Linked DNA regions of Homo sapiens: region 1 is linked to region 2. Evidence: chromatin loops called from intact Hi-C (ENCODE). Cell type or tissue: K562. All regions are shown on one strand.

The links. Peaks named below come from ENCODE experiments on the same cell type or tissue, not always from the same donor. Only the 100,000 strongest peaks of a DNase experiment are listed, where the experiment ranks them.
Region 1: it touches region 2 in a loop (4-fold over the local background); 1 of 110 quality-filtered maps calls a loop at or near these places.

What each region holds. Positions count from the first base shown.
Region 1 is chr12:131,451,820-131,454,319 of GRCh38, forward strand. It overlaps a transcript of LOC101929974 not described here. Among named protein-coding and RNA genes, the nearest start is that of LINC02370, 110 kb to the left of the region's middle. In K562, a CTCF peak has its summit at 982; a DNase peak (open chromatin) is centred at 942.
Region 2 is chr12:131,347,839-131,350,338 of GRCh38, forward strand. It overlaps LINC02370 (long intergenic non-protein coding RNA 2370), which reads left to right. Exons shown (of 5, transcript NR_103736.1): 2 at 1,490-1,706. Among named protein-coding and RNA genes, the nearest start is that of LINC02370, 1.6 kb to the left of the region's middle. RefSeq lists an enhancer at 522-1,066. In K562, a CTCF peak has its summit at 1,020; a DNase peak (open chromatin) is centred at 2,358; H3K4me3 peaks cover 195 bases.

The DNA.
Region 1 (2,500 bases), 100 kb after region 2:
TAGTAATGCTCTTCTTTCATTTCTAATTTTAATCATTTGAATCGTCCCTCTTTTTTCGTGGGTCAACATAGCTAAAGTTTTGTCGATTTTCTTGATTCTTCAAAATGAGTAGAATTCCATTTATTTCTGCTCTAATCTGTATTCACTTTTTTCTTCTTCCTTTGGACTTAGTGTGCTCTTCTTTTCCCAGCTTCCTAAGGTGGAAAGTTAGGTTAATGACTTGAGATATTTCTTCTTGTCTAATCTAGATGTATGTGGCTATAATAAATTTCCCTGTGACACAGCATCCCATAAATTCTGGTATATTGTGCTTTTGTTTTTATCCATCTCAAAGTATTTTCTAATATCCCTTATGATTTCTTCTTGACCCATTTTATTGTTCAGAAATATGTTGTCTAATTTTCACATATAGACCAATTTACCAAGTTTTCTTCTATTACAGATTTCTAATTTCACTCCAGTGTTGTTGGAGAACTTACTTGGTATAATGTCATTCTTTAAAATTTCCTGAGACTTATTTTATCACCTGGAATAGGATGTATTCTTCGTATCATGTGAACGTGGAGAGAATGTGTTTCCTGCTGTTGTTGGGTGAAATGTTCTGCACATGGCCTGCCCCAGATGAGAGCCAGTGGGTCATGAGGAACAAGGGGCTCATCAGTAATTAGTCAGTTTGCTGGCTGCTGCAGATACTGGTTCAGTGATGGTGCCACAGACACTGGGGGAGGAGCAGGCTTCCTGCTGAGAGCTGTGCTGGAGCTGCCCCGTGTCAACAGTTAGAATAACAACAGCTTTCAGCATGCAAACGCTGCAGCTGTGGGTCCAAGCAATGGCAGGCAAGTCCCTCCTGCAATGTGCCATTCTGATATAACCACCTTCCAACCCTCCCGTGAAGCACCCTGCACATGAATCAGGAGCTGGGCGTTCACACCGGCCACGGGGCGTCCTCTGCACCGCTGTGCCTCTCAGCGCCACTGCCCCCTTCCTGCTTTGGACGGAATTGCATTTTAAAAATAAAACAGGCCAGTCTTTTGTAGATACCTGAGGACTTTTACCTTTTCATGGGGATCTGGCTATTCACGATGCTAGTAACAGCTATTCATTTGGAAGGGGTGTTGCACGACTCAGTCTCCAGGCATAAGGAGAATGGGGTCCTGAGATTTTTTTTTGTTTTTTTTTTTTTTTGAGATAGCATCTCCTTCTGTCGCCTAGCCTGTAGTGCAGTGGTGCGATCTCGGCTCACTGCAACCTCTGCCTCCCGGGTTCAAGTGATTCTCCTGTCTCAGCCTTCAGAGTAGCTGGGATTATAGGTGTATGCCACCATGTCTGGCTAATTTTTTGAATTTTTAGTAGAGACGGGGTTTCACCATGTTGCCCAGACTGGTCTCGAACTCCTGACCTCAGGTGATCCGCCCACCTTGGCCTCCCAAAGTGCTGGGATTACAGGCTTCAGCCACCGCTCCTGGCTGAGATTTTTTTATTTTCCTTTACATAGATTACAACAATGTGTGGAGAAGGCTTGAAGACTATTTGAAGATTGTTGCAATAATTTTTGTGTTTTATAAAGACGTGAATTCAAGTACATCTCTGTTCAGGCTCTTTATATACCTAAAGTCTTATGCCTAATTTCAAAGGAGTTTACACTCTATGAGAGTATTATTGAACACTTAATAAGAGTCAGGCAAATGCTTTACATGATTTATCTCGTTTAATCCTCACAACCATCCATTGTCACTAGGTAGGCCATACTGTCTTCCCTATACTATAAGTGAAGAAATTGAGGCCTTGGCAAGATTATGCACACTGGGCAATATCTCACAGCCAGTATATGTGGAGTCTAAATTTGAATCCAGGTGGTCTGAATCTAGAAGCTATATTCATGAACAATTTAACCTTTTATAATATAAATGTAAATGGACTTGCTTGAAGACAGAAAGTATTAACAGGAGTATATGATGCCTAGAGTCTAGGAATAGAACCAGAAACTCATGGTGAAGGGGTTAAGAGCATGAGCTTTGGGGACAGGAGGTAGCCCTTGGTTTCATTTCCAACCAATCCTTATTACCTCTGTAATTATATACAAGTTCCTGAAGACCTCTCAGAACTTTTGTTTCTTCATCTGCAAAAGAAGGTCATTGTGATGATGTATTTTATGTAAAACACATAGCACAGAATATAACACATAGTAAGTCCTTAATAAATATTAAGCAAAAGAGGGAAAGATATTCTAACTTTATCCATAACTATCTCTGAATGTTTATAAACAGAGTCCCTAGGGAAATACAAGTGCTGCCTGAATATCTGTGTTTAAGTGTAAACCCATCTAAATAAAATCAATTAAACTGGAAGCAATATTTCATAAGGAAAAGACTAGAGGTTACAGCTCTTAGCCTGCCTGCTATTAACCATCTTTGGGATCTTACTTAATATAGGACTTCATCATCACGATGCAGTTTAAGAGACTGCTTCCTGAACTGTCTATTCCAGACTTATGCTGTGT
Region 2 (2,500 bases):
TGTCTGTGTGAATGTTTGTGTATCTGTGCATGTGCATGGTTGTGGTATACATGCATGCGTATATATGCATGTGTGCACATGTGTGCTTGTGTGTGTCTCTGTGTGTGCATGCATATGTGTGCATGTGTGTGTGTGAATGTGTTTGTGTATCTGTGCATGTGCGTGTTTGTGGTATACATGCATACGTATATACGCATGTGTGCATACGTGTGCTTGTGTGTGTCTCTCTGTGCACGCATGTGTGTGCATGCGTGTGTCTCTCTGTGTGCATGCATGTGTGTGCATGTGCAGATTCATGTTTCTGTGTCTGTGCCATGCACGTCTGTACATATGCACATGTGCATGGGTGCATTCATATGCACACGTGTCTTGTGTACATGCATGTGTGCCTGTGTGTGAGTGTGCGCCTGTTGAGTCAGGTCTGTGAGTCCCCCTGAGGGCCAGGAGGCCGTGGGCAGGGCTGGTCCTGGAGAGCACTTCTTTTCCACGCACTTTGGCTTCCCCCGCTGAGCGCACCCCCCGCACTTGGCTGGCTGCTTTCACCCCAGCCCCGTTCCTCCTGTGCCCAAGAACCTCCTCCTCGTCTCCTCCTCAGCCACGCAGCTGGTGCAGCACAGCAGACCTGCACTGAAATGCATCGGGGAGAAAAAGGGAGGTGAAGTCAAACATCCCATCTGCTCCTGTCCACGTCCTCAGGTTCACTGCCAAGTTCTGACACTGCCGACTCCCCACACTGAAGGCAAATGGCCTCCCCGAATGCAAAACTCATTCCTTGCTTGCCAGCACCCAGAGATTCTTTCTGAAGATGTTTATCTTTTCTCATTCACTCTTCAAAATCCTCCATGTAGAGAAAATGCCTTAGAATTTCCTGAATAAGGAAACAACAGGCAGCATCCTCATCTACATCCCCTCGGGATTGCTGAATGGAATGCAGAGAGGAGAGGAGAGTGGAAAATAGCCCCTGGGTTTTAGGAAATATTAAGCAGTTTTTCAAGAGCCAAGAGCCCTGCAGGAGGCAGAAAAGGATATGATTTTGCAGTTTTGAATACGCTTTTCTCTGGGAGTAGCACTTTTCTACCAGAGGCTGACATTGGAGGGACCACCTGACATCAGATTAGACATTCACAAAAAGGCGCTGCAGGCAAGTGCTTCATAAAAAGACCTTCACCAAAGATGCACCTGACCCCCGGGCTCAGGGAGGCTCTTGTTAAATGGAGGATATTATGCCTGCTCTATTTACTGTGGGGCCTGCTTGGGGCTAATCAGAGGTTGCTTCAAATCTGTGCAGGTAGATGTATTCATGCAATAATACCTCATCTCCACTATATTGTTGTTTTAGCAAAAGATACTTTCATTCATGTTTTCATCTTTTTATTGTGGACAATTTTAAACATGCAGAAATGGAGGGAGAAGGGTATGGAGAACACCCATTTACCATCAGCCAGATGTCACAATTACCGATAACTTCCTGCATTTGCTTCTTCTCTAGATTTTTTGGAATTAATTCGAAGTACATTGCAATCACGATGGCCTTTTACTTCTAAATTCTACACTCTGCACCTCTAAAATATACAAGCATGTCCCAGGACCACCCTCAACTACTTCAGGTCCCTCGGAAAAGGGTAAGGTCAGCCAGGCTGGACACCACGCTGTGGGTGGCCTTAGGTCCTGCAAGCAACTGTGGCCACCAGCGTCGCAGCAGCAAGGTGAGCCTGAGCAGGAGCACACTGTCCCTACCTGTCTCTGTTTCTTCCTGCCCCTTGGGGTGTGGGCACCTTGCCAGCTGGGAAGCTGTAGTCTGTAACAGTGATCATCGTGCTCTTCGCTGCCGTCATTTCCAACATCGTCCGAGAATTTATGAAGTGCCGAGAATCCCTCTTACGGCTTCTCCTATATTCAACTACTGAATCCACATAAACCTGTTTTACAGATGGGCTTATAGAAGTGCAGCGATGCAAATCCAGACCGTTTAGCTTCCAAGTTCATACCCACCATCATCTTCTGCTCAACTGCAGAAGCATCAGGGTGAAGCCGGCCGTGCTGGGCTGGTGGGGCAGGTGGCAGTGGCTACCATGCAGGTCCGTGTGGGACTCCCCAGGGGACTTCATGCTGCATGATTCCCACCTCATGTGTGGACCTTGGTACCAAACTTGTGCTTAGGATTCAATTCCACATGTGAGTTATTCCACGATTCCAGTTCTGTACGTGTTTTCCATGTACGTTCACTAAAAACAGACCGAGAAACTTTATATCCAACTGATGACTCTGCCTAAGACTGTAGCAGGATTGATAAGGAATCAGAGACCGATGGGGTTGAGGAGGATATTTATTATTTAGGTACACCGGCCCAGTAGGACTAACATTCCAATGACTGAGCCCTGAACAAAGAGTTAAGTTACCTTTTAAGCATTTCATGGGGTGGGGTGTTGTGGGGGGGAGATCTGTGCAGGGGGAAGCATATTACAGAAGCGAGAAACAAAGACAGTTATTCAACTGAGAC